Regions from separate parts of the Homo sapiens genome. Here all the other regions are linked to region 2. A link is a loop called in an ENCODE intact Hi-C map of the cell type or tissue named here. Cell type or tissue: heart right ventricle. All regions are shown on one strand. Links, peaks and the distances in the headings refer to the core of each region. The heading gives the core; the rest is flanking DNA. Region 1 overlaps TSPAN18 (tetraspanin 18). Region 2 overlaps TSPAN18 (tetraspanin 18). Region 3 overlaps CD82 (CD82 molecule). Region 4 has its middle 28 kb from the start of CD82-AS1. Region 5 overlaps TSPAN18 (tetraspanin 18).

Region 1 (5,674 bases), core at 914-4,913, 110 kb before region 2:
AGCACAGCCTGCTTTGTTGGCTGAGGGAGAGATTGTAGTACAATTTAGAATCCCATCCCTTGGGATTCTTGACTTGGGGGTAAAAATGCAAGTCATCCCTTGACTTGGGGGTAAAATGCAACATGCCATTAATAAGGGGGTGCTGGTACTGACAAAATGGAGAGGATACGGGGCCATAGTCCCAGATCCAGAGTCCCCTTCTGGGGCAGACATTCCTGCCTTAGCTTCTAGGGAATGGAGAGGGACCGAACAGGCTGTAGTTAGACTGTGGGGCTCCCAGTGACATATGAGGACCAACCTGTACCAGCGTATGTCAGCATTTTTCTCTGGTGTGTACAGGCAGGCTCTCAGCCCTGCTCCCAGGGCCTCTGTTTTCAGCTCATGGTCTTGCTTTTACTCTTGTCTTTACCACAGTCATGTCCATCCATTACCTCTCCACAAAGGCCATAGATGTTGAGAATGTATTCAGGCATGAATGCCCCTAGGTCGGCCCCGCAAACTGGGTTGGACTCCGTGCTCTAACCGCTCTGGAGACTCTGTGCTATCACTTCCCCTATTTATCACAGTGTAATGCAATACTGTGGCAGTGTTCTTTGTTCACTGTCCGTCTCCATCCCGGGACAGAAGACTCTGTGAAGGAAGCTGCCACCCCCACCTTGTTCTCTGCTGCGTCCCCAGCCCTTGGGGCTGTGCTTGGTACACAGGAATCACTCCATGACTTGGTCAATCAGTGATGATAACCCAGCAACCACCGGCAAGGTAGACAGCACAAGTACATTCTCTCCATTTTCCCAATTGGGAAATCAAGGCTCCGGGAGTTAAATGGCTTGTTCAGGGTCTCACAGTTGGCAAAAGGCAGGGTTGTGAGTGAACAGCAGATCTGGTTTTGAATATTTCTACCCTAAGGCGACTGCACTACTAAGTTTAAACCTAATAATGTGAGTGGTGAATGCTATAAAAATGTGGAGTGCTGTATAAATAAAATGTATCATTAAGAATATCTATGGTGATTTTAATCATCCCTAACCACGGTAATGAGACAAAGCGTGGTTCTAAATCTGGGCAGGGCTAGTGCTAAAATCCAGATGTTTCCTAGGGGCCTGATATATTTTGCATTGTGAATGCTTTTGTTAAATGTTGATGAGATGCAAAAGGATATTTACAAAATAAATGCAGGGGATGGATTATAACAATACACTGAATACATGAGTACCCACCAACCAGATCCAGAGACATGGAAAACCCTGTATGCTCTGCCTGAAGTCACCTTTTTCCCATCCCAGATTTTCCATGTATTCCCTCTTGATTTTTTTTAATAGCTTTTTCACATCCGTTACTTTAATGTTTTCTATTCATTTATATATTCGTTCGGCAAATGCTTGTTGAGCTCTGCAACCACGGATAGAGTTACAGAGCTTCCGAATCCCACCCCTGTAGCTGTGCAGTTGTTGAAAAGGAAGAAATAGAGGTGTTTTTCCCCCCTCGTACAAAAAAGTTATCCTCATGGTACATGCCCCCTGCCCCCCACCGCCCCCTGAAGCAGGCTTTTATCCCCTCAAATGCCTCATTTGTGCTTTGGCCCAAACTGCAGCCCCCTGTGAGTTTTTTCCACAAAGTACTTGTGGCTTTGGCAAGGTGGTTTTATAATGTTGATAATGCTCCCTTTGTCTGGGGCCTCCCCCTGCCCCTTTCCTTTTCAGTCTATGTATTTTGGGTCTTTGGCGGGACTTTGTAGAACTTTGTACTTAGCAGGACTGGACTTAGCATAACTTCACTCCTGGGGTCTCTCAATCTTGCCACCTTGCCAAGCAGTGGAGCCAGGGCAGCTTCGATGCTGGGGTTCGAGGGGCAAGAGTGGGAGGTGCCCACAAACTTGCTGGCAGAGGGTTGCAAACACTTGCTACTTGCTATTTGTGTGACCCAGGGCAAGTCACTTAACTCTTCCTGTTTCCCTTTCTACAAGGTGGATACGGCAGTCGTGCCTACCTGGGCCATGTTGAGGGTTAGGCAGGCAGAGCCTGTGAAGTGCTGAGCACTGTGCCTCATGCACAGCGAGGGCCCCACCCAGCTAGCTGTCAGTAGGACAGGTGAGATGAGGGCACCAAGTGATGCCACAGGGCCCCGTGGTGTTTGGCAGTCTGAGATTTAAAAAGCTTGGCACACCCACCATGATCATTCAGGCTCCTGATGCTGTGCCCAGTAGGCTGGGCATGTGTTGTATCTCTGTTTGACAGATGAGCAGACTGAGGCTCAGAGGATGGTCCCTGCTGGTAAGTGACAGAGCACAGCAGGAGCTTCCTTTCTGTCCTGTGGGCTGCCTGCCCCAGGCCTCCTCATGGGGAGGGGCCAGATGGGCTTCTGGGGCTGGGGACAGAGGGTAGAAGAGGCTGCAGGGAAAGAAACTCTGTGGGTCTGGGCTTTGAAAGCTGGCGTTGGGTAGGTTCAGAGTGAAACTCGGTGATGTCCTCAGTGTGGTTCCCTGCCAGTTTTGTGGCATCTGCTACCCCTAGGGGGCAAGCATGAGGGCTCTCCTCCCCCGGACCCTGCTGGTGAGTGGAAGTTGCCCCAGGATCTAGGGTGATGTGGTCACTTCCCTGCTACCTGCACAGGATTATCCACTTACTTTTTTTTTTTTTTTTTTTTTTTTTAAAGACAGAGTTTCACTCTGTTGCCCAGGCTGTAGTGCAGAGGTGCGATCTCGGCTCACTGCAACCTCTGTCCCCTGGGTTCAAGCGATTCTCCTGCCTCAGCCTCCTGAGTAGCTGGGATTGCAGACACCCACCACCATGCCCTGCTAAGTTGTGTATTTTTAGTAGAGACTGGGTTTCTCCATGTTGGCCAGGCTGGTCTTGAACTCCTGACCTCAAGTGATCTGCCCACCTCGGCCTCCCAAAGTGCTAGGATTACAGGCATGAGCCACCGCTCCTGGCCTGTCCAGTTAGCATTTTTAACCCTTGCTCCATTTTCCTCTGCCACCATTTAGGGTGATCTTAGGAAGGCAAACTGCTCTGACTATTAGCCAGGGCAGGGCCTAATTAGGAAGGCATACATATGATGCTTGTGGGCTGGGGACAAGATTTGGACGGAGACACAATATAAATAGAATGGATTCTAAATCTATGCAAATTGTTTGGGGCAAAAATTTCAACTCTTGAAAAACAGTGATCTAAGCTGCCGATATTTGAGTGCTTTCTATGTGCCACTATTACTTCCATCAACTCACTTAATCCTCACATCAACCCTGTGATGTATGTACTTTTAGGATTCCCATTTTACAGATAAGGAAACTGAGGCTCAGAGAGGAGAATTAATTCTTATGTAGTTAGTGAGGAACACAGTTGCAATTCAGAGTCACCTTATGTGGATTCCAGAACCTGAACTTATCCCATCCCCACCTGCAATTCGGATCTTTCCACAGTCATGGGTGGTGCAGAGCTGGAAAAATTCCTGCAGTGGACAACTCAGTGTGCTGGCATTGCTGGCTGTGCAGGTTGATTCTCATCCTCTTAGACAGAGTGGGAAGGCAGCAGGCTTAGAGGGTAAGAGCCACACTGCCTGGCTCTCTTGGCTTCCCTGTGCCTCTGTTTCTTTATCTGTATAGTGTAAATAATAACAATCTGACTTAATAGGCTTCTTACGAGGGTTAAAGAGAGACTGCATGTAAAACGTTAAAACTCGCCAGGCCCAAAGCAATGAATAGATATCGGCAGATGTGAAGATCATCTGTGCCCAGGCAAAAGCCAGGGATCTGGCTGACCTGTCCTCCAGCTGCCAGGTGATGCTTTTGAGGGGATCTGTAGCAGTCCTTTTTTGCGAGGGTGCTCTCTGGAGTTCTCAGAAGACCCCAATGTTACTGCTCACTTAACTCGCCCTTCCCAGCCTGTGTGTTTGCCTTAAAGCCCCTCGTTACAACACAGGCAGACAGTCACACTGGCTTCTGTTCACTGTGGACCTACTAGGAGCCTGGTCCAGGCCCAGGGACATTCCAGGCATTCTCTCTGTGGGACAAGTATCATTATCCCCATTTTGCAGATGAAGAAAAGGTTGAGCATGGAAATGGGAGCTGGCTGGCAAACTTTTTCTCGTGCCTTTTCCTCCATGGTTCAGGCGGGGGCCCAGGAACCTTCGGTACACAGTTGGTGGTTGAAGCTTTGGAGGGCCAGGGACTCAGGGAGCAGCCCTCATCCCAGGACCCTCAGTCCCCAGATGGGCGGGATTGGTCACCGCAGAACCTCAGCAGCTCTTGGGCTGCACTGCTCAATGGAACTTTCTGTGTGGATTGAAATGCTGTCTACGTGCGCTGTCCAATACGAGAGCCACTTGCACATCAAACTGACTAGTGCAACCGAGGGACTAGCTTTTCAATTTTAATGAGTTTAAACGTCAAGAGGCACACGTGACTAGTGGCTACTATATTGGTCAGTGCAGGTTGGAGGATGGGTTTTCTTTTTTTCTCTTTTTTTTTTTTTTTTTTTGAGCCAGAGTCTTGCTATGTCTCCCAGGCTTGAGTGCAATGGCGTGATCTTGGCTCACTGCAACCTCTGACTCCCTGGTTCAAGCAATTCTCCTGTTCCAGCCTCCGGAGTAGCTGGGATTACAGGCATGTGCCACCACGCCCAACTAATTTTTGTAGAGATGGGGTTTCACCATGTTGGCCAGGATGGTCTCTGTCTCCTGACCTTGTGATCTCCCCGCCTCGGCCTCCCAAAGTGCTGGGATTACAGACTTGAGCCACCGCACCCGGCCTGGAGGAGGGGTTTTCTGCAAAGGGAAGTATTTGTGAGAGCTGGCAGCACCTTGCTGGTGGCTTTGTTTCTCCTGTACCTGAAGATTAAGAGGAGGTCATATGTCAGAGCTGATTTTACACTGATTCCCTCCCTGCCACTTCATGGAGAGAAGAGAGGGCCAAGTGACTGGAAGAATCCACGCATGCAGCTGGTGTTGCCTTTCTGCAAACACATCTACGTGGGGTGCCTGGGCTCGGCATGTGGAGAAAACCACAAAAAGCAACGCAGGCACGTGTGTTGTCCAGACAGGAAAAGGAACAGCAAGGGAAGGAAGACTTGCGGATTTTCCCTTCGCGCTAACCTGACAATAACACCCTCGTGTCAGTCTCTGGGTTTCATTCACCCAGGGAGAGAGTGTTGCATGAATTCATCAATGAATTCTTTTCACAGCTTACCAGTGTTTGCGTGACGCAGAGCCGTGATCATCAGAGAAGCTGAGGTTCTTATTTCCCAACAGAAATAAGTCACAGGCAGGGGAATAAAACAGCTACCCAACGTCAAATCTTGTAGGGATCTTCCCATCTTTAGCCAAAACTGAGATTAAATTATCCAATTTGGAGCCTTTGGAAGAAAAATGGCTCTATTGGCTTTTCCTTCTGCCAAGAAAAAAGCTCTTCAATTTGTCAGTTCCTTTATGAACTTGCTGTGTGTCTTAGGACAAGTTCCTTAATGTCTCTGAGCCCCAGTTTCCACACCTGACAAAGGCCTATCTTGAAGGGGGATTGTAGAAATTTGATGAGACAAAAAGTGAGGCTGGCTTTGGCAAGTAACAAAGCTCTGTTCATCCTTGAAAGTAGCCATGACATTGTGCAGAGGGAGGTGAGCTCTTGAGGAGGCTTCGAGATTGGTGATTCTGAGCTGGGAGCAAGCCAGGGGTGAATTGCGGG
Region 2 (5,674 bases), core at 866-4,865:
GTTTCCTTTTTAATCTTATGTATTATATTTAGGTGGGGTCCAGAGGCCTCACGAGACTGCCGAAGGGTGGGGGTGGATGGGAGAGATCCTTGCTAAGGGGCTAGGTGCTGGGCTTTGGAGTCAGGCCAGATGGCTTTTGCAGCCTGACTGAATGATGTGAGGTAGGTTGCACACCATCTCTAAGCCCAGTTCAATTACAGGTCAGCGGAGAGTGGACACACCCTCTAGATTCTTGTAAGGACCTGTATGCCTTTAGTTCAAGGCCAGGTGTACAGAAAGAGCTGTGGAAACCCAGGCTCTGGTTAGCATGAAATTTCCAAAAACCTTCAGGGAGGCAACCTGGAGGATAAGAAACAAGACTCAGTCCAGGTGAGCCAGAGCAGGTGTTGCCAGAAGCTCTGGCTTGTGCAAGGCTGGGCAGCGGACACGGTGAGGATTGGTGGGACTGCTGTGGCCGTCAGCCCATGTGTGTGTATAGGGGGTTCCTGAGGGACTAGGACACAGGGACGCTTTGGAGCAGCCAGAGCAGGGCTATCCATCACCAGAGGAACTTCAGAGGCTGCTGCTGGCTGATCCCCCAGACCTCAGGTCTAGGGGTCACTCCTTCCATTCTTTCTGGCCAGTGAGGCTCCTGCAAAGGCCAAGGATGCTCACTAAATGGGAAATGAACAAAAGCACGAACGTAGGCAGGAGTGAATGAATCAAGAGTGTTATGGTGTGAATTACCACAAGAATAGTGGTTGGTTGGAGGAAGCTTGTTCTTTGACTACTCAGGGAGGCCACTGAGTGGATGCTCTCTGAACCCCAGGGAAGCAGCCAGGCCACCTGCCCCCTTGTGCCTACAGCCCCTTCCCCAAGGCTGTGGGAGGCTGCGGGGCTGTCTGCTCTCCCCACAGCAGGCTGAGTCAACCTTCCTTCCTATCCCCTGGTGCTTATACCATCTCCCAGAACTGGGGTTTCCCTGCCACACCTGGATGTCTGCTTCTCTCCTCCTGGTACCTGCCTTTCCCCAGATCACCAGTTTGGCTGCCAGGCACCTTTCCTGCAGGGCTCTGCTGGGCTCACATGACAGGGTGTAGGTAGGCATCCTGAGCAGAGAGGGTGGCTTCACTCTGACCCGCGCCATTCCTCCCAGGCCCCTGGACTTGGTTGCTTGGCCTGCTTCAACTACACTTGGCTGTTGGAGGTGGACGCTAGTGTCCTCAGGCCAAACACTCTTCCTAATGGAGTGACCTCCGTGCTTCTGTGCTCCCCCCAATTTCAAACTGCGTGGGTTTCCCAGGTTGCCTTGCCTTCTGACAAAGTGGCAAAGTAACAGTCCCTGAAAGAGGGCAAAGAGCTTTGTCCGCAGAGGCCTTTGCAAACAGGTGGTCTCAGTACAATGTCTAGTGCCTAAGACAGGCAGAGGGACCTCCGACCTGTGTCTGGGACTGGCACCTTCTGTGGCTTAAGTCCAGCCCCGGTCTATGGGGGATGGGAGGCATGGATTGTTTGAGGGTGACCCTGGGGATTGGGGGCTCAGAGTCCTCTGGAAGACAGCCAGGGCAGAAGAGCCAGGAACCTTATTTTGTCCCAGCAGGTCCTCCAACCTACTGTGTGACTTCAGGCTAGTGAGCCGCAGTTTCCTCATCTGTAAAACATGACTGCTCACCTCGCAGGGTAGTTGAGAGGGTCTGATGACATAAAGTGTATAAAGCACTTTCAGGAGTTACCTACGTGCAGGTGTAATAAGTCCTGGGAGGCTGCCTCAATTGGTGGGAAGAGCAGCGGGCTTCATGTCAGGAGGTCCTCGTTCTAGCTGTGCTGTGTGACTCTGGGCAAGAGCCCGTCCCTCTCTGGGCCTCAGCTCCCGCAGTGTGAAATGAGGAGTTGGAGACAACCTTCACTAAGATGCTTCCTTCTTTGACGATTCTCTGATGGCCCTGTGGGTGTTCTACATGGGACAGAGGAAAGGGCTGGTGGCAGGGACAGGGTGCCCATCCTGGCTCAACTCACAGACTAGAGAGGGGTCCTTCCCAGAGCCTGCAGATGCTCTGTGCCACCTTGACATTCACAGCTCCATGAGCCGGCGGGGGCAGGGGAGGCTGTCATTTAGGATCCAATTGCATCCACAGCAGGCTGTGCTCCTGGTTAATCCTTAAGGCACCCGCCCCTCAGGAGCCTAATTAGATTTTATCCCCCGCTCAGCTGTGACCATGTCCCCATGTTGGTGCCAGCACCAGGCACGCCAGGATCTCAGGCCAATTGCTTGTTTATGAGACCGTCTGTCTTGGGATGAGGCCCAGCAGGCACAGCCAGTGAGCAAATAAGTCCTCCCCATCAGCCTTGAACCTGATGGCAAGAATCATTGTTAGTCTTCTAGGCCTCGGGCCGGCGTCCTGACCAAGGAAAAGATGTGGGTTTGCAGTCCAGCAAAACCTGGCTACAAATCCCAGCTCCATCTCTTCCCAGCTCTGGGACCTTTCTAGCCCCATGAAGCTTTAGTTTCCTCATCCCTAAAAGGGAATGATGATAATATCGTCTACTTTGTAGAGCTTTTTGGAGGATCAAGTGAGATCATTTTAAGTGAACGCCCATAATACATTGCCTTGCGTTAATATCAGGCCTTAGTAAATGCTGACCCTGTCCCAGTCCTCCCCACATGGCCTCCCTGATTCTAGGCTCTCCCGACCCCAGCCTCACCCTGGCAGTCAGGGTTTCGTTTCTGTATCTTGCCTGGCAAGCCCAGGACACTGGGTTAATGTGGCCATTAACACTTCTCTCCAAGTAGGGACTGCGGTGATTGAGTCTCACTAGACTTGAGTGAGTCCTTGAGGAAGGGCAGCCCTTGGTCCCTATGCCTTGGACCAAGCCCAGGGCTGGCGCTGTTGGTGCCGGGAGCGCAGGAAGGAGGGAACGGGGTGTGCAGCCTGTCAAGTCCTTTCACCCTCATCATCCCCTTGCATCCTCCTGGAAAGGATCCTAGAAGTTAGTTCTGAACATCCCCACCTCCCAGATGCGGAGGTGAGGCTCTGGAGGTGAGGCGTCTGGCTCAGGCTTATGGCTGGCACAGGCAGATCCCCCACTGGTGGGAACGCAGTTGCAGGGGAACACACGGTCCTCTGAGGCTCTGCCCTTGGCCACAGCGCCCTCTCCTGGCCAGGGCACGTGCAAGCCCTTTCTCGGCTCTGCACCAGCCCAAACCTTCCTCCACTGGGGGCTTCTCCATCTCTCTTGTCCGGCCGCCTCCTTTCCTTCTCTCTAGAAAGCATGCCTGGGGGCGGGGGGGAGTGAAAGTAAAAGGAGTGATTTATGAACTGAGCTGTTCTTCTTAATCAGAGAGCCCCTCCTGGGCCCCTGCTCCGTGCAGATGGGGCTGAGCCGCCATCTGGGCGACAGGAGGGGCGAGATTAATAAAGCTGTCTGGCCCGGGCAGGGGTCCGCCGAGGAAAGCCCCGAGGCACTGCGTGACCTCGGTCCCATCTCTGTGCCTTTCTGGGCCTCAGGGCTCCCATCTGTCAAGGGATGGCCGGCCTGGGCCATCCCCAAGGGCCTCCAGCTGGCTCAGGGAAGAAGTTTAGCCAACTTCCTGGGCCTCTGTGCCTCGCTGCCTGGTTCAGGGAAGAGCAGCACTGGGCTGGAGACTTTGCAGACTGGGGCACGGCGCTTCCTGTCTCTGGTGCCACACCCCACGGATAGGTGTCGTATCAGGAGCTCTGGTTTGGGGTCCAGCTGACTTGGGGCTAAATCATAGCCATGTTTTGCTAACCAGGTAAATGAACTCAGACGAGTTAGTTACCCTGCCCACGCTTCAGTTTCCTCATCTGTAAAATGGGATAATAATAATACCCACCTCCTAGGTAAGGATTAAATAAGAGGACAGGTAGGAGAAAGGTATAGTGGAGTCTGGTACATGGTAAAACCTCAATCCTAGTAGTTATTAGGCTCAGTTACCACAAAATTGTGGCAATTTGTTAGAATTTGGGTCTGTTTAGGGGAAAGATGTTTGTATCCACGCTACCCAAGCCATGTGTCCATGGTTCTCCCCTATACCCTGCTCCATTCATAACTGGTGAATGTGGGCTGGGCATCCACTTATTTCCAATATCTGATGCTGCTGATAATAATAGCTCCCATGGTACTGTGAATTCTTACAACCACCTTTGGCTTCCAAATTCATCATCACAGTTTTCCAAGGAGAACCTAGCACCTTGGAGAGGGGGGTGACTTTCCCAAGGTCTCCAGGGAGCTGGCCAAGGCAGAAACCAACCCAGCCTCTGCAGAAGCATCAGTGATGGGGTGAGCATGGCAGGTGTCACTGGGCTGTCCTCTTCCAGGACAAATGAGCCAGTCAATAGGATGGGGGCTCACAGAGGACAAAGAAAAAAAGGGAAATGAAGTTAGTTCAGGGAAGTTGGGACACCACAAGGGGTGAGCCCATTCCCAGCCAGGGTACAGCATTCAAAGGGGCTGGAGCTCCCTGGTGGGGAGGAGGCAGGCAACCGCCAGACATTCCCCAGAGTTCAGCATCTCCTCCTTGTCTCTGGGTTGGCCTATGTCATCCATGTTTCTCATATCAGCCTCAGTGTCCAGACGGAGATGAGGCAGGGAATGGTGATACAGGGGACCAGGACTGGGATGCAGCAGGAGAAGAGAAGCGGCAGGAAACCCATCACCCCGTCCTTGTTTCCCTGAGCCCTGGGGCTGGGCATGGGGTGCAGGCCCTGAACTACAAAGCTGGAAACAGCTTGAAATCTCCCGAGGATGCTTGGCCTTGTCACTGGCATCTCCAAGCCTCAATTTCATTCTGTAAAAACCACTCACCTGTGTGCCCATGGTTATTTGCACCTTGCACTCCCTGGCACTTCCCCGGCACATAGTAGCAACTCAATGTACATCTACTCAGTGGATGGTAGATGGCTGACTGGGTGGATTGAGGGAGGAAGGGAGGGATGGGTAAATGGGGAGGAATCTTTCACCCACCACCCCTTCACTGACCCCAGTGAACCTGTGGTAGCCTGCCTCGTGGGCTATTGTGAGGATTCATTGTGATCACACAGGAAGAGAAAGCACTTTCTGTAAACGCCACTTTTGACTCTGACCCCTGAGTTTGGATTCCAGCCCCATCACTTACCAACAGTGTGATGTTGGACAAGTCAATTCTCTCTCTTTTCCCATTGGACTCAGTTTCCCCATTGTACTGTGGGGATGATGGTGTGATACCTACTTCATAGGGTTGTTCTGAGCATTTCATGGGCTCACGCATGCCAGCACTGTACCCCAAGTGCACGGAGTACCTGAAGCTGGTGCACACAGATGGGGCAGGCAGTTGAAGGGCCTGTCACATAGGTATGTTTAGGCCAAATAGGGGTGCCAGCTCCCGGGGCTGTGGCCATGTCTCAGGAGGGAGGCCTCTTCTCCTGCCTTTCCATCTTCCCATCTCTACCTCTGCACTCCCCCAAGACTAGCCTTCACCATCCCCTTCCCCACAGTTCCTCTCCCCTCTGCCCAGAGTTATGCCGGTGGAGTTAGTCCTCCCCACTGTGGGTTCCCCAGCCCTGCTGTTATCTGCCTCCTTGTCTCCTCCACGCTGCCACCACCACCACCACCACTACCACCACTCACTTGTGTGCCCATGCTTATTTGCACCTCACACTCTCTGGCACAGCCCCTGGCACATAGTAGCAACTCAGTG
Region 3 (5,608 bases), core at 1-4,000, 270 kb before region 2:
GGCTCAAGTTGAGGATCCACTTAATCCCCATGTAAACCTGGATGGTGAGGCTGGGGCGTCTGAGGCCGGGACACCCAGCCTCCCTCTGACTCTCCGCCTCTCCCCACAGCTCCTGGGGATGGTCCTGTCCATCTGCTTGTGCCGGCACGTCCATTCCGAAGACTACAGCAAGGTCCCCAAGTACTGAGGCAGCTGCTATCCCCATCTCCCTGCCTGGCCCCCAACCTCAGGGCTCCCAGGGGTCTCCCTGGCTCCCTCCTCCAGGCCTGCCTCCCACTTCACTGCGAAGACCCTCTTGCCCATCCTGACTGAAAGTAGGGGGCTTTCTGGGGCCTAGCGATCTCTCCTGGCCTATCCGCTGCCAGCCTTGAGCCCTGGCTGTTCTGTGGTTCCTCTGCTCACCGCCCATCAGGGTTCTCTTAGCAACTCAGAGAAAAATGCTCCCCACAGCGTCCCTGGCGCAGGTGGGCTGGACTTCTACCTGCCCTCAAGGGTGTGTATATTGTATAGGGGCAACTGTATGAAAAATTGGGGAGGAGGGGGCCGGGCGCGGTGGCTCACGCCTGTAATCCCAGCACTTTGGGAGGCCGAGGCGGGTGGATCACGAGGTCAGGAGATCGAGACCATCCTGGCTAACATGGTGAAACCCCGTCTCTACTAAAAATACAAAAAAAATTTAGCCGGGCGCGGTGGCGGGCACCTGTAGTCCCAGCTACTTGGGAGGCTGAGGCAGGAGAATGGTGTGAACCCGGGAGCGGAGGTTGCAGTGAGCTGAGATCGTGCTACTGCACTCCAGCCTGGGGGACAGAAAGAGACTCCGTCTCAAAAAAAAAAAAAAAAAAAAAAAAAATTGGGGAGGGAAGGGCGTTAGATAAGGCACTCTGGGCTGTCAGGAGACTGCCTACTGGGTGGGTCAACTTATTTCCCACTATGACATTTATATCTTTATTTTTCACAATTATATTGAAGGCAGTGGGAGAGGGGAGAGGGTGGGTTTTACCTGATATTAAGGGGTGGCACCCCTTCCCCAGGCCTGATGCAGGTCCATCTAGACAGCTCAGATTAGCCTAGGCCATGCCCTAGGGACACGGCCTAGGGGAGCTGGGCTGGAGGGGGTCTGCCTGGGTAAGGGGATCTGGCTTGGCCCTGAGCTGCTTAGGGACAGGTGAGTCCTTGGGGGCATGGCACAGAGCTGGTCCTGTATTCTCCAGGGTCCGGAGCTGGCCAGGGGCGGGGAGGAGGAGGATGGCTTCTCCTGGGAGAAGGTGGGCTGGCCTTTCTTGGCAAGCGGTCCTCTGGCCCCTGGGGAGTGGGGTGGGTGAGGCTGTGCCTTGTAGGGGGAGAGGGGAGGGGGCTTTGTGTGCACCATTCTGTAAAACACACTCAAGATTCTAAGACTATTAAAGAGGATTTATAACAGTCTAGTCTGGAATGGTAGGGATGCTGCTTCCTGGGGCAGGGGAGGACCCAGGGCAGAGGGTGTGAGCAGAGTGGCTGGGTCTGCTGGAGACTGCTGGACCCCTCACTGCTCTGCCCTCCCCGCAGGCATCTGCTTCTGCAGCCTGAACCTTAGGACCGTGATGGGCCAGGCTCTGATGGGCCTGCCTGCATGCCGGGGTGCCTGGAGTTTGATTTGGTGCTAAGAGAGGTATAGATTGTACCTCTCAATTCCTGCTTCTGAAACTAGGGTATGGGTGCCCCCAGAAGCTGCACAAAAGTGGGCTGGTGATGGGGGACAGGGAAGCCACAGGATAAACTTGGCATCGCTTTCTAGAGCATCCGTTTCTGCAAAGATTTGTGGAAGGAAACATTTTCATACTAAAGAAATGTGATGGAGTAAGATGTGCAGAATTCAGGGGACTTTTTAAGATGAAATGTGAGACTTTGGGAGGCTGAGGCAGGTGGATCACTTGAGGTCAGGAGTTCGAGTCCAACCTGGCCAACATGGTGAAACCCCATCTCTCCAAAAAATACAGAAATTAGCCGAGTGTGGTGGTGCACGCCTGTAATGCCAGCTACTCAGGAGGCTGAGAAAGGAGAATTGCTTGAACCCGGGGGATGGAGGTTGCAGTGAGCCAAGATTGTGCCACTGCACTTCAGCCTGGGCAACAGAGCGAGAATCTGTCAAAAAAGAAGAAAGGAAGAAAAAGAAAACGACAGAGAGAGAGAGAGAAAAAGAAAAAGAAGCTTGCTCTTACTTGTGCACGGCTCTGACGACTGAGCCCCAGCATGCCCCTTGCCCGGCGTCATGAAGTCCAGAGGGCACTTGCCCCACCTTCTCTCATTTCTGGAGCCAGTGGGGAGGGGAACTCTTGCCTCCCTGCAGTGGGGCCAGGCGGGGCGGCGGCTAGAGTGGTGTTTCAGCAGGGACCACCAGGCGGCGCTGCAGCCTCAGCCTAGGAGCCCGGCAGAGCCCAAAGGTTCCGTGGTTACTCCCAGTTTCGCCAACGCGGGGCCTGCCAGCGTCCCACTCCAGTGGAAGCACTTGTGAAAATGCAGATTCCAAGGCTCAAGGATTCTGGCGCTGCAGATCTAGGGTGGGGACAAGGAATCTGCCTATTTGCACCCCTTTGCGTTGATTCCGGAAGATTTTCAGACCTGGAGTAATGTCTGTCCCAAGCCACGTGATGACCTCTCAGCGAATGTGGCAGCTGAGGAGGTGTCAGCGGTGGGGTCGGCTGTGGGTCCCTCTGTGGCCTTGGTCGCCTCCCTCTGGGATGGGGGCAGGAGAGGAAAATGTCGATGGTTCCACCTGGCCTGACTTCCCTGGCCCCCCACAGCTTCCACCCTCAGGAAGGGTAGCAGAGAGCTGTTGGGTGTCTTTTCATAAATGCTTTCTCACTGGGAGCAAGGGGACCTGAGTTTGAGTCCAGCTGCATCTCCATCTTCCTGTGCGACACGGGGCCTGGCAGGCTGAGGGTGGGCTCAAAGCTGTTTGCAAAATAGAGGACTGAGAAAACGTCAGAAGTTAGCGAAGGGGTGGGCTGCTTCCTCTGACACGTCCATCCTGCCCAGAGCTCACAGCTGGAAGGGGCCAGAGCCAGGATTTGAACCCCACGTATCTGACTTCAAAGACCATCCTCCTGGCTCCACTGGCTCCTGCCCTTCCAGATTTCCCAGAACAGCCCCAGGACGTGTGTAGTGTGAGGCTCTGACCCTCGCTTTTGTGAAATCTGGTCACTGTGAGCTCTGAGCCTGCTGGGTTCCTCATTTCAACCTCCTGGGGAGCACCCAGTTTCAGCAACCCACTTACTCCCAGCCTGTGAGGTTTTGGGAGGGAGGGAACATAGACCCATGTCTAACACTCAGAATCGTCCCTGCAGCCACTAATCTGTCCCATGCCCATCTGGGGCTTCCACACCTTCCAGCTGCCCTCCCTGGGCCCTCTGTGGGCTGCCATCTCTCCTGCCAAGGGCCCTGACAGGCCCAAAGGACTGGCACATGGGTACCATGTGGAGGAGAGTACAAGGGTGCTCCTTGGCAGTGCCCACCCACAGCTCCCTGGGGCAGCCAGGAAGAATGGCTGGAGCAAAGGGTTGCTCTTTGGGCTCCCGTGGGAGGTTAGAGACAGTGCCTAGGATGTGTTCAGGGAGCTGGACTTTGGGGGGCACTGATTGGCATGGCCACTGACCAATAGGTATGGAAGTCAGGCCTGAGCTGGAATGGGATCCTTACGTATGGATTGGCGGGAGGTGCAGGAGCTCTGAGAGATTGAGCTGGGGGGGAATTTTCAACTGGTGTGGAAATATTTCTCCATTTTATTCATAATAACTGGTATGGCTGGCTGGGTGAGTACTGGTGAATGGCAGCCTGATACATGTGCACATACATGCATGCACTCTCTCACACGCACACACTCGAGGCCCTGAAGGCCCCTGAGGGCTCAGTCCATTCCCAGCTGGGAGGAACCCTAGCTCTTCTTCCCTGAGACTAAGCCATGGGTGGCCCGTAGTGAACAGGGAAAGCCAAGTGTCTTCCTGCCTGGCCTTCCCGGGCCTACACTGCAGAGCCCCCTCTGCCGCTGATCACCATCCTGTCTCCTAGCAGAGCTGCCTCCAGCCTCTGCCCCAGATGATCTTCCAGGTGAGCAGGTCCCCCAGGCTGAGAGCAGCCGGGTGGAGGGGCACACTGGTGACGCTGGAGCATCTAGCCAACAGGCATCTCCTGGGCCAGCGCTCCCATCGCCTTTCTCCCCTGCAGAAGGACAGAGACCCAGGTTGCTACGCTGCCTCGGGGCAAATGTCTGGCTGTTCTCTGGGGTCTTTAGAGGCTGTAGGCTAAGGTTTATTCATTTATTCATTCATTCATCCCATGAATACTTAATGGCACAGACTATTTGTGAAGCACAGTTCTAGGATCTTAGGAACACAGCAGTGAACACACACAAACCCCCTGCCCACATGGCACCTGCATTCTGATGAGTGTAGAGACTCTTGCACACAACTGATGCACCAGGACACACGTGCACACACAGCACACGCATGCACACAGCACACCCTGCCACACGTACACAGGTACGTACCAGCACACACTGCCGACTGCTGACAGCACAGTCTGAGCCAAGTGCTGCTGTGGGATCCCTGGGGCCCATCCAAGGCCCCTTCCTGTGGAAGGAAGTAGAATGAACAGCGCGTCGAACAAACAGGAAAGTAGGAGGAAGTGCTCATCGCCCCTGCCACAGTGCAGGAATCAGCCATTGCCCTGGCAATCCCCTTCCCAACTGAAATCAAATAGAATCAGAGCAGCTGCCACTGGACGTGACAGGCTGTGCAACTTCACCTCTCTTAGTCTTATCGGGAAAATGGGGACTCTCATTCCTCACTCCCAGTGCTGTTGTGGGAGCCAAATGCGGTCACGTACACAGTGAGCTCATTCCCCAAGCAGCCCATTCCAGGACTGGCCCCAGCTTCAAGGGGAGGTTTCCCATCCTCTGGGGGATACCTTCCCTGAGTAGGAATGAGGCCCACGGGAGGACTTTGGGCCTTGGTGCCTCCGGGGCAGGGATGGCTGATTGGCCCAAGGGGCTGGGGCTGGGGCAGGTAAGACCTGTACTCAGCCTCTTGCCTAGTGGGAAGGTGAGCAGGTAGGAGGGCCATTAGAGGACATCTGAGCTGTGAGCACCCCGGCCCCCAGCTGTCCCATCTGACATCATTTCCCCAGCACCTGCCTTCTGAGCAAGGGGAATGTCAGGCCCAGAGCCAAGTGCCTCTCCCCAAGTGACCTCAGATGCTTTAAGCAGTAGCCCCTGGGATAGGAGTGGGCTTCCTGCAGGATGCTGGGGGCAGAGGGGCGGCCAGCCAGAACAGCTGGGAGTGCAGAGGGGCTGTGTGGAGGTGGGGAGTGGAAGGAGAGAGCTGGAGAGTCTCCAGCAGCCTCTTGGAGGACTGAGTGGGCGGGAAGGGATGTTAGTGGCAGCTGATAGGAGTGGAGGGGTCCATCCTCTGCCCTTGCATCACACACCTGGGTGAGCCCAGCTTGGGGCTTCCAGGGTGACAGGGGCCCTGTGATCCCAGCACCCAATCCTCTTGGTCCTGGTTCATAGAGGACTCAGGCGCTTGGGGTGGTGTCTGAGTTCTTTCCATGGGGAAGCTGTCGAGGAACCCACTTG
Region 4 (5,674 bases), core at 629-4,628, 260 kb before region 2:
CTCGGTTGATTCAGATACACGGGCAGTTTGAGAAGTGCTGGCTTAGAGCAAAGCTTGGAGAGGAGAAAAGTGAATATACTGCTTACATGTCTCAGAGGGTTGGGCCGGGGTTCCTCCAGTCTGAGATAGAAGAGAGACCTGGCAGGCTTCCTGAAGGAGGAGGCATGGAGGCAGTGTCGAGGATGGGTGCCAGTCTTCCAGGGAAGGAAGAGGAGAGGTGGAGGGGTGTTGCCACCAGTGGCCCAAAAGGATGGGGCTCCAGCCTCCAACCTCACAATGACCACCTCTAGAAGTTGGAGGAAGGTGGCTGCAGCCCCAGTGTGTGACAAGGGTCCTATGAATCAGGATGCCCCTGGGGGAAAGGACACCCTGAGCATGATGTCCTCTGTCCACTCTGCTTAGGAGGAAATGGGGGGCAGCACTTTCTAAAGGAGGCCCAGTCAGGACAAAACCTCAGGCCTGGGATTAGCCCAGTGGGCCTTGCCTGGAGGTGGCACCTTACGCTCTGGAAGGAGAGCTGCCCCAGCCTAGAAGGGCTGGGGGAAGGAGAAGAAAGAGGGGTCGATGATGGTCAGCAGCATCTGCCATTTCTATCATGATCCAGAGGAGGGGTGGCCAGTCTGGAGTCGCATGGCAGGTATTAGGACTAGAACTCAGTGAGGCCATTTGGAACATACAATGCCCATCTCACTGCCTCCCACCTCCTGAGCACAGGCGGGCCATTTTCCTGTTTTCGGCCCAGCACAGGCGCGGGGAGAGAAGGCAGCAAGAGGGACTTTTTTTTTTTTTTTTTTTTTTTTTGAGACAGAGTTTCACTATTGTTGCCCAGGCTGGAGTGCAATGGCACGATCTCGGCTCACTGCAACCTCCACCTCCCAGGTTCAAGCGATTCTCCTGCCTCAGCCTCCCGAGCAGCTGGGATTACAGGCATGCACCACCATGCCAAGCTAATTTTGTATTTTTAGTAGAGACGAGGTTTCTCCATATTGATCAAGCTGGTCTTGAACTCCCGACCTCAGGTGATCTGCCCGCCTTGGCCTCCCAAAGTGCTAGGATTACAGGCATGAGCCACTTCGCCTGGCCAAGAGGGACATTTTATTGTTACATATTGACTATGAACTTAGGCCTTATGAAGTCCAGCCCCCAGGAAACCTGTTGTAAACTGGGGTCTTTGTTTATGTCTGTGTGCGTGTGCATGTGTGCGTGTGTGTGTGTGTGTCCACATATATGCTGTGGGGGCTCCTGAGTGTGTACAGGGATGTTATTGATTCTTTACTACTGTATCCTGAGTGCCTAGCTCAGTGCCTGGCATGTAATAGGTGCTCAGCAAATGAATGGGTGAGTTCCAGCGTGCCCATATATGTGTTGTCAGATGAAACTCAGATCTGTAGGACCCAGGGAGCCTCCCCAGAGCTCCGGAGAGGGCAGCACTTCCACAACCTTAGAGTTCAGGCTATTTTGGGAGACAGGAAGGATTTGCAATCAGGAGACCGAGAGCCACCCTGGACAGCCAAAGGTGAGCCACATTCGCCAGGCCCTGGAGGAGAGAGAAGGCAGGGGACACAGCAAGTGCCAAGGCTGAGAGGTGTGAGATGGGCAAATCCAGAGCAAAAGGGCACACTGGGGTTAGACTGCAAGAGTCAGCAAAGACGCCAAGATACAGCTTGAGCCGCTGAGTATGCTGAAGCCTGTATTTCCTGGGCTTGGGGACCCTGGGGAAGGAATGCAGCTGGGGGGAAATGAGGGGTCCTATCATGGAATAAGAGCCATGGTGGAAGCTTGGGCCGAGAACAGGCTAATGGCCCGACTGTTGAGGGTATCAGAAGCTCAAGTGACTAGAGAGAAGGAGACGTTTGGTCAAAAGGATTTCTTTGGAGGGAGATCTGGGGATGCTTAGATTTCCAGCCCCTATGAGGGGCTGTTTTGGAAATGCCTGCCCCTCTCATGGCTTGGTTAGAGCGTCCCAGTGGATTATGAGAAGATGGTAACGTGTGTCTCCAGTGAGTTGGGGATGCAGAAGCCTAGACAAAGTTGGCTCCCACCAGGAAAATCTAAAAAGGCCAGCAAGGGGCTGCTATCTGCTAGGAATAAACAGAAGATAGATCTGAGGTGGGATTGGCTGGGATTCCCCAGAGTTCAACAGAGTGCAGAAAACAAGTATATTTTCTGGGGTTCAAACATGGGCCTGGTCTGCCAAGAACTTTGACAAAACACAGCTCTTCCTCCTCCTCCTCTTCAGAATTATGTGGACAAGTAAATCTGGGAAGGGCTACAGCAGAGCATGAGTGTGGGGTGGGCATGGAAAGCCAGGGTTAGAGCGGGCAGCAGCCACCTACAGGATGCCCCTGGCCCACGGTGTGGGAAGTGCAGCCAAAGCCTCCCGGGACAGGAAGGAGGCGTCCAGAAGAATCCACAGAGTCAGCCCTGCCCCCTGCCGGGCCCTGTGAGCAGAAGCCATCCCACAACAGGACCGGTGAGACAAAACCTTTCCTTCCCGACTCCTCTCCCTTCTGGGCTATGCCCTGGCAGCCCCGGAACTGCAAATACAGAGTGAGTGTCCCTTATCCAAAATGTCTGGACCAGAAGTGTTTTAGATTTGGGATATATATATATATATATATTTTAGACAGAGTTTCACTATTGTTGCCCAGGCTGGCGTGCAGCGGCACATTCTCAACTCACTGCAACCTCCACCTCCCAGGTTCAAGTGATTCTCCAGCCTCAGCCTCCCAAGTAGCTGGGATTACAGGCATACGCCATCACGCTCGGCTAATTTTTGTGTTTTTTAGTAAAGATGGGGTTTCACCATGTTGGCCAGGCTGATCTCGAACTCCTAGCCTCAAGTGATCCACCCACCTCAGCTTCCCGAAGTGCTGGGATTACAGGCATTAGCCGCCGTGCCCGGACAAGATCTGGGATATTTTTGGATTTGGGAATATTTACAGATACATGATAGGATATCTTGGGAATGGGACCCAAGCCTTAAACACAAAATTTATTTATGTTTCATATGCATCTTCCACACATAGTCTGGAGGTAATTTCTACACTATTTGAAATAACTTTGTGCATGAAACCAAGTTTGTGCATATTGAACCATCAGAAAGCAGAGGTTAGGTGGAATATTCTACACTCGTAGTGTCATGCCATGGGTACTCAAAAAGTTTTGAATTTTGGAGCATTTCAGATTTTGAATTTTTGAATTAGGGGTGCTCAGTCTGTAGCAACATGCGGGAAGAGGGGCATGGAGCAAGGGCATGTGCAGGGGCAAAGTAGGTCCAAGCCCCTTCTCCAGCTTGCTGCCTGCAGAGGGCAGCAAGGGCAGAAAGAAGGGTTAGCTTTGAACCAAGTTCAAAGATGCAGTTACTACCTCGGACCAGACACTTTTAATGCCAACCTGACTCTGTATTTGCAATTTAAAGTGACCTAAGAATTTTTATCACCTAACCGGGGGCAGAAAACTTGTGGGGCTGCCCGAGTTTTCATCCAGGAATGGGGGGATGAACTTCCACCGGAGAAGGAATCATAAAAAGTAAAAAAAAATAAAAAATAAAAATGTTGGGTGACAAGAATAAAGCTGTTTTCCCTTTCGCCTGATTTTGCTTATCTAATGCACTGGTTTCTGTCATTACGGCTGTGACTCTGTCTCCCCTACTAGAATGTGGGCTCCTGAGGGCGGGTCCCTGTCAGATTTGGCTGTGTCCCTCCAGCATCTGGCCCAAGGCTGGGTATTTGATAAACCTCAGTAGATGCTAATTTTCTCTCTTCTTTCGCTTGACCCTGGGTGTTTATAAGAGGTGGCATCAGGTTCAGAGGGTAGCCCAGGGTCTCACGGATGTGGACAGAGATTTGGCCCATCCTTCATGGCTCCTCCAAGCATCAGTCATGTAAATCAGTCAGGCAGTCCATCTGCCAGTGACGGGACTCAACGGTCAGGCGGTCAGACAGTTGGGCATTGATCAGGGGATGGCTGGCCGCCAGCCTTGCCAGTCAGATGGACAGACAGTCCGAGGATCACTCTGCACTCAATCTGATACAGACACCGCTTTGCAGGGTCCCCTCCCAGCACACCAAGAGTGTCTCTCCTCTCCCAGAGTCCCCCCCTTCCCAGGAGGCCTGGTCTGGGGTGCTCCTGGCAGGGTGCCCGTCCCTGATCACCGACTTGGCAGCCTCCTGGATGCTGGCTCCAGCGATGCCCCTCCTCCTTCCCCTCCCTCCCAAGGTGGGAGCTTCAGGCTCTGCCAAAGCATTACTAAGCCCGGCGGTGACGTCACCCTCCCTGGTCCCACCCCGCCCCCGGCCGGCTTACCCTTCACCCCTGGCTGCCCCTGTGAGAATGACACATCCTGGGTGGGGGAGGGGCTGTGCCCTGGGACCAACATGAAGATCCTCCCCCCACCCCAGGCTTCCTGGTGGGTGGGATCTGGTCTGATGCTTCCCCAGCTGGAGGCTGCTCAGCTCGAGCAGTTATAGTCCTGGAGACCCAGCCAGACGTACCCCAATGCACACTGAGGCTCTTCCCCTCACCAGCAGGGTGGCCCTGGACAAGGGACTTTATCTCTTTCAGCTTCATCTCGGATGATAATAGGACCTGCCTCCGGGGGCGAGTGAGCGGGTGTGAGGCTTCAAAGACACCATGCACCGCAAGCCCCTGCTCCACTTACAAGGGGACCTTCAGTCCATCTCGGTTGCCTGTGGGGTGTTCACTCCGAATTCCTCAAGGTCCATTTCAAAACTAAATGGCTGGTCCTTTGCTGTCAGGGTTAGCTGAAAGACAAGGACTTTTCACCAATGCTGTCAAGCTGTGAGGTCAACACCCATTTCCTGGGATCACAGCAGCCATCCCGCGGTGTGGGGGGCCACGTGGGAGTGGGCCTTGGACCTTGCTGCCCGTGGAAATTCTAAGCACTCCTCCTCACTTTGATTGCAGCGATTTTTCCTCCTCATTGTGGCCAAAGGCGCAATCCCAACTCCCAGCACTGGCTCTTCTCTCTTCTTCCCAAATAAATACCTGAATGGAGGTTTTATTCAGGAACAACCTTGAAATACAACCAGGCCATCAATCTCTATCCCCCAGCACCTGGGGTCTGGAGCCCCAGAATTCAGAATGCTGAAGGTTGGTTGGCTTGGCATTGGGAGGAGGAAAGCCTTCCTCCCATTCCTCCAGGGAGATCAGAAGGCAGCAGGGTCTGCTGTAATCTGCCCTGCCCAAGATCTCTGTCTGATCTCTGGAAGATCACCTGGGCTGCCCCAGCAGGTGCCAATGAACCAACACTTCAAGGGTGTCCCTCAGAACATTAGTCTTGCCAGGTGCTTCACAAAACCCACACCTACACACATCACCACCACCAAAAATCACATAATAGTAGTAAGAGTTATGTGGCTTGCTCAAGGTGGAGGGTCTATAAGAGAATTCCTCATGAAATTGGGATCTTACAGAACTCAATTCCTAGTGTAAGGGTAAAGAATAAATAACTCCAGCCGGGTGTGGTGGCTCACACCTGTAATCCCAGCACTTTGGGAGGCTGAGGTGGGTGGATCACCTGAAGTCAGGAGTTCGAGACCAGCCTGATCAACATAGTGAAACCCCGTCTCTAATAAATATACAAAAAAAAAAAATTAGCTGGGTGTGGTGGTGGTACACGCCTGTAATTCCAGCTATTCGGGAGGCTGAG
Region 5 (5,674 bases), core at 870-4,869, 130 kb before region 2:
TTCTAACCCCACTGGCATTCTGGAACTGAATTCTTTTTTTACCACCGGAGACTTTCCTTACTATTACTTATCTCTTCATGGATAGCAGATCTTGAAAGTGTTGGGTCTGCCCAAAGAGCCTGTATTCATTAGGCAATGATTAATTCTTTTTCCTAGTTTCAAAATGACTCAGAAAGCCTTTTTTTCAGCCTGAGGAAACTGGAGTTCCCACACCAAGTTGATAATATTCTAGCTGGAAGCAAAGAAACACAGTGTGATGTTTTGATTAGCATGTTCAATGCCATCACATGGATATATAGGCTCCGGGCTGACTTGGGAAGATTGAAAATATGCCCCCATTCACAGGCTCTGGGGACGCTATCCTGGGAAGCTTTGTGGGGCTGGTGCTTAGTCCTGCCTTTCCAGCTGTATTAGTCCATTCTTGCACTGCTGTAAAGAAATACCTGAGACTGGGTAATTTATATATAAAAAAAGATTTAATTGGCTCACAGTTCTATAGGCTGTACAGGAAGCATGACAGCATCTGCTTCTGAAGAGGCCTCAGGAAACTTACAATCATGGTGGAAGGGGAAGCACGCATAGTGACAGATAGGGACAGGAGAAAGAGAGAGAGAGGGGAAGGTGCTACACACTTTTAAACAAGCAGATCTCACGGTATCTCACTCACTATCATGAGAACAGCACTGAGGGGACAGTGCTAACCCATTCATGAGAAACTATCTCCATCATCTAATCACCTCCCACCTGCCTGGATGGAGATCTGAGGCCCCATCTCCGACACTGGGAATTATGATTCAATTTGAGATTTGATGGGGACACATTCAAACCATATCACCAGTCATGGGTGCCCCGTCTGGCTTCTGTGCTTGCAGTAATGGAAGTGGGGAAAGGAGACCTTGGGGAGTGGGAGCCACATGTGGACTGAGGTGGTCCCCAAGGACTCCTGCCTTTTTGAAATGTGTTTCTCTCTCTTCTTTCTCTAGAGTGTATCCAGAAGCTACTGTCAGGAGGACACTGTAAGAGAACCTTGGCACCTCTGGGCCCAAAGGGAAAGACACCAGTGGAAAGAGGTATGATGTGGCAACATGGCAGGGTGGCATCTTCACTTACTCGAACAAGAGGGTCTACTCTTCTCTCTTCTTCTCTTCCTGCCCTCCAAACCACCACTTCCATGTGAGAGGGCTCTCAGCTCTTGCCCAAGGGGTGCAGGGCAGGAGAAGGGTGGCTTCACTCTTGTCCTCACCCCTAGACATTTACTCATGGGTGAGGGCAACGGGGCCACCTTGGTGCAGGAAGTGAGTGTTGATGGATGGCAGGGAGTGAGCCCTTCAAGGAAGAGTAGAGCTCCTGGGGGCTCCAGGCAGGGTCATGAGGGCTCATGGAATCTGTATCAAGGACCCCTCCCTGACCTCAGCCTCCCCCATACCCACCACAGTCTTGGGACCGTGATAAGGAGATCGCTTCCTAGGGTGATTACCTTCCCTCTGCCCTCGATAATCTTTTGGACAAAGTCTAAATCCACAAGTACTAGGATCAATCACCACATTCCATGGTGAAACTGAGAACAGAAAAGCCTTGGTCTGTTTCGGAGGCTCTGGGAAGTCCTTCTTGAGCTGACCATGATTCTGGGACTGGTGGTGGGCTGGGTGGCCTCATGGAAGCTTTCTGGATGAAAAGCCAGGATGTCTGTCCTCTGAGCAGCCTCAGCCACCAATGTGACTTATAAGTCATTTCCCTCATTGGTCCTCATTTTCTCATTGTAAAATGAGGCAGCTGCAACTTGAATCTCTGTTCCAGCACTCACGCCCTCCATTTCTGGGATTCCAAGACCAGGGCTGAAATAGAAGAAGTGACAGGTCAGGGGTTGGGAGGTTGTGGAAGGCCATGGAGAGGAGAGGGGATCTGAAAACTCCGAGGAGATCTGATTGCCTGTCTTGGGCAAAGGACGATGGCTCCGACCCTTGGTGGTAAATCACAGGGTCCGAGGTGCAGAGGAACCTTGGTTTGAGTCCCTGCCTATCAGAAGAGAAACCAGCAATATGATGGAGGGCTTCATGCGCCAGGCACAGTGTGACGCTCACTCACTGCACCATCCCATTCTGTCCTCTCATCTGTCATGTCATCTTGCCACTATGATCACCTCCACATTACAGAAGAGAAAACCAGGCCTCAGAGAAGTTAAGTGACTTGTCTAAGGTCACATAGCACTGAGTAATGTCATCGAGATTTGAAGCCACTGCCTGAACTGCCATACAATTCTTGTGTCTTTTGCTTACTTCAGTCTGTGACTTGAAGCTTAAGATTAAAAATAATTAGCCAAATCATCTCTCTGAAGTTCCATGTCCTGTAAAAACATAAAAATGGTTTGTTTCCTTGTCCTATACTTTGTTTTGTTTTGTTTTTAAATTTTGGGCATCTCATGAAATCCCTGCAGGCCTTGATTTTCTGATCTCTAAAATGGGACAGTGACACCTACTCACAGGTTGCTTTGGGGAAGACGAGGAAGACTTAGGAAGCTCCCCGCACTGTTTCTTGTACATGTGCCCTCAACACCCGCTCCACCTGCTTCCCTGCCTGGGTTGCTGGTAGGTGGTTGGGGTGTGCAGATTGTAAAGTGCTGCACCACTGCCTAATGGCATTTTCTATTTTGGCTGCCTCTGTGCCCATAGTCAGAAAGCACTTGGCCACTTTCTTAGTCACCAATCTGATAGTTCACTCACCCTTCTGGAGTGTGCCACTGGCTGCCCTAGATTATTTTAAGCTGGAATCCAAGACAGGGTGGCCGGCTCCCAGGGGCAGATAAAAACAGGGCCAGGCTGAGGCCTTAGTGGACAGTGTGGGAGGAGAAGTGAGGCCTGGGGCCTACTCAGGCTGTCCCTCACTGACAGCGTCTGTGTCCCACGGCTCACCCTGCCAGCTGCCAGGACCATAATCTTAATTGTAAACCTCCTGGCAGCAGCTGCCCTGATCCCCACAGGAAGCGGTTGCCTTATCACAGAGCCTGGATCCTGCCCAGTATTCTTAATCTGGAGAAGGCGCTGAAGTGAGTCAGAAAAACCTTCCCATCCCCAGGACCTTTCTTCTCAGGGACGTTTCTCCATCAGGGGAAGTCGTGGGCCTCAAGCCTCGGTGTATAAGAGTAAAAAATCTCTTTAAGTGCAGAGCAAAGCAGCAGGGGTGCTGTTGTTCTTGGTTTACTTTCAGGAGGACAGCCCAGGGAGCAGAGCTATTTAGCCTTGCCCCTCTTGTTAGCCAGGAAACAGATAAACATTATAGCATCACAGGGAAAATATAAAGATGACCACAAAGCAACAGGCAGAGAGGCATGTGCTGTCATGGAAAAGCTTTGCTGGGGTTTTGGAGCCAGAAGATTGGGGGCTGAGTCCCAGCTCTGCCCTTCAGTAGCTGTTTGGCTTGGGGGTGAGTGACTTGATCCCCCATAGCCTCAGTTTTCTCATCTGTAAGATGGGCAAAGAGCATGCACCCCACAGGGTGGTTGTAAGGTCAAGGTGACTACCATGGGAAGCCCCTGTTTGCTTTGAACAATGGCAGCCCCCTTGGAATAGTGTAGCCTCCCAAGGTGACCTCTTTGAAGAGTGCCAGGCTCTTGGGATGTAAGAGCTGGGTGTTTGTAACCAAACAGTGGGGTTACCCTGGAGACACATAACTCCTTCTGTGTGAGGTCTAAAAAAGGGCTGTGAGAGGGACCTGGGTTGTGTCAGCTCCCTGTCCTGATGTGCTATCACTTGGAGCTACCTCAAGTATGAGCAGTTCATCCCAAGCCTCTAGCTGATGGCTGACACTTCACTCACAGCCATCTTTACTGGAGTCTTTCTGTAGATGATTGTTAATCCTACCCACACCCCAGAAGGCGAGCATTAATAAGCTATTTAAATGACTCCAGGCTTCATGTCTAAAAAGCAGCAAGGTTAAGGACCCAAACACAGGGTTCCTAGCCCAAGGACAGTGTTTGTGGGAGCTCCTCATGGCATTCTCTGCATCTAGAGGTGCCCTCTGTGCCCATGGTGGCACTCTTCTCCAATTCACCACCCAGTCTTGCACTGAGTGTGGAGCTCAGGCAGAAATGAAAGTCTCCTGATGTTTTTATCTCCCCTGCCCATAGGGCCTGAGGCAGGCTGAGTGAGAGAAGGCAATTTCTATGGATTCCCCAGGCTTCAGTTTATCTATTTTTTTGTTATTGTTGCTCAAGCTTTTGGTATTCTAAGAATCCATTGCCAAATTCGAGATCATGGAGATTTACTCCTGTGCTTTATTCTAAGAGTTTTATTTAGCTCCTATATTTAGGTCATAGATTCTTTTTGAGTTAATTTTCATATATAGTGTGAGGTAGGGATTCAGTGTCATTCTAGTGTATGGGGACATCCACTTGTCCTTGGCACTATTTGTTGAAGAGACTGTCTATTCTCCAGTGTATTGCCATTGCTCCTTTGTCATATATCAGTTGACATATATATGCGGCTCTATTTCTGGGCTTTCAATTCTGTGCCAATAATCTATTTGTCTGTACTTTCACAAATACCACACCATTTTATTACTGTATCTTTATAGTAACTCTTAAAGTTGGGTAGTGTCAGGTTTTCCAACATTGTTCTTCTCTTTCAATTTTTGATTGGCTATTCTGGGTGTTTTGCTTCTCCAAATAAACCTTAGAATCAGTTTGTTGATATCCATAAAACAACTTGCAGGATTTTGATTGGGGTCGTCTTGAATCTGTATATCAAGTTGGGAAGAACTGACATCTTGACATTATTGAGTCTTCCTATTTTTGAACACTGATCAGTGTTTTCATTTATTTACTTCTTTGATTTCTTCAATATAGTTTTGTAGTTTTCCTCATACAGATCTTACACATATTTTATTAGATTTATTCTCAAGTATTTTATTTCTTTAGGTGTTAATAGAAATGGTTTTATGTTTTTAAATTTCAAATTCCACTTGCTCCTTGCTGGTAGATAGGAAAGCAATGACTTTTCTATATTAACTTCCTATCCTACAACCTTAGTATAATTGCTTATTTGTTCCAGGATTTTTTTTTTGTAATTTCTTTCAGGTTTTCTACATAAATGATCATATCTTCTGCAAAAAAAGACAGTTTTACTTCTTCCTTCTCAATCTGTATGCCTTTTCTTTTCTTGTCTTATTGCAGTAGCTAGGACTTCCAGTATAATGTGGGAGAAGGGACATCCTTGCCTTATTCCTGATCTTAGCAGGACAGCCTCAAATTTCTCATAATTGAGTATGATATTAACTATCGGTGTTCTGTAGATGCTCTTTATCAACTTGAGGAAGATCCCCTTAATTCCTAGTTTGCTGAGAGTTTTTATCATGAATAGATATTGGATTTTGTCAAATGCTTTTTCTGCATTTATTGATATGATCCTGCAATTTTTCTTCATTAGATTGTTGATATGATGGATTATACTATTTGATTTTTTTTTTTTTTTTTTTTTTGAAACAGAGTCTCACTCTGTTGCCCAGGCTGGAGTGCAGTGGTGCGATTTCTGGTCACTGCAACCTCCGCCTTTCAGGTTAAGAAATTCTCTGCCTCAGCCTCCCGAATAGCTGAGATTACAGGCGCATGCTACCATGCCCAGCTAATTTTTTTGTATTTTTAGTAGAGATGAGGTTTCATCATTTTGGCCAGGCTAGTCTT

What was found. A loop is a pair of places that touch in the nucleus more often than their neighbours do. Peaks named below come from ENCODE experiments on the same cell type or tissue, not always from the same donor. Only the 100,000 strongest peaks of a DNase experiment are listed, where the experiment ranks them.
Region 1: a loop joins it to region 2, with 2.4 times the contacts of the local background. A loop is called at or near these places in 18 of 110 quality-filtered maps.
Region 3: it touches region 2 in a loop (10-fold over the local background); 72 of 110 quality-filtered maps call a loop at or near these places.
Region 4: a loop joins it to region 2, with 5 times the contacts of the local background. A loop is called at or near these places in 72 of 110 quality-filtered maps.
Region 5: it touches region 2 in a loop (2.5-fold over the local background); 14 of 110 quality-filtered maps call a loop at or near these places.

The regions. Positions count from the first base shown.
Region 1 is chr11:44,784,001-44,789,674 of GRCh38, forward strand. The region is part of intron 2 of TSPAN18 (tetraspanin 18); the gene reads left to right. Among named protein-coding and RNA genes, the nearest start is that of TSPAN18-AS1, 50 kb to the left of the region's middle. RefSeq lists enhancers at 1,409-2,010, 2,011-2,610. In heart right ventricle, for the core only: a CTCF peak has its summit at 2,493 (motif pointing right); no DNase peak of the experiment used is centred there; H3K27ac peaks cover 1,604 bases.
Region 2 is chr11:44,891,211-44,896,884 of GRCh38, forward strand. All of the region lies in intron 3 of TSPAN18 (tetraspanin 18), which reads left to right. Among named protein-coding and RNA genes, the nearest start is that of TP53I11, 57 kb to the right of the region's middle. RefSeq lists an enhancer at 1,964-2,535. In heart right ventricle, for the core only: CTCF peaks have their summits at 3,133 (motif pointing left) and 3,338; DNase peaks (open chromatin) are centred at 2,204, 2,938 and 3,131; H3K27ac peaks cover 1,746 bases.
Region 3 is chr11:44,618,940-44,624,547 of GRCh38, forward strand. CD82 (CD82 molecule) reads left to right here. Exons shown (of 10, transcript NM_002231.4): 10 at 110-1,419. The coding sequence ends at 187. Among named protein-coding and RNA genes, the nearest start is that of CD82-AS1, 16 kb to the left of the region's middle. In heart right ventricle, for the core only: CTCF peaks have their summits at 2,373 (motif pointing right) and 2,588; DNase peaks (open chromatin) are centred at 1,242, 2,382 and 3,462; H3K4me3 peaks cover 333 bases; H3K27ac peaks cover 1,148 bases.
Region 4 is chr11:44,630,527-44,636,200 of GRCh38, forward strand. No RefSeq gene overlaps it. Among named protein-coding and RNA genes, the nearest start is that of CD82-AS1, 28 kb to the left of the region's middle. RefSeq lists an enhancer at 4,594-5,382. In heart right ventricle, for the core only: CTCF peaks have their summits at 2,409 (motif pointing left), 2,613 and 3,300 (motif pointing right); DNase peaks (open chromatin) are centred at 1,475, 2,425 and 4,275; H3K4me3 peaks cover 1,346 bases; H3K27ac peaks cover 3,165 bases.
Region 5 is chr11:44,763,443-44,769,116 of GRCh38, forward strand. TSPAN18 (tetraspanin 18) reads left to right here. Exons shown (of 10, transcript NM_130783.5): 2 at 984-1,070. Among named protein-coding and RNA genes, the nearest start is that of TSPAN18-AS1, 30 kb to the left of the region's middle. RefSeq lists an enhancer at 2,819-3,319. In heart right ventricle, for the core only: a CTCF peak has its summit at 3,113; DNase peaks (open chromatin) are centred at 2,879, 3,259 and 3,689; H3K27ac peaks cover 4,000 bases.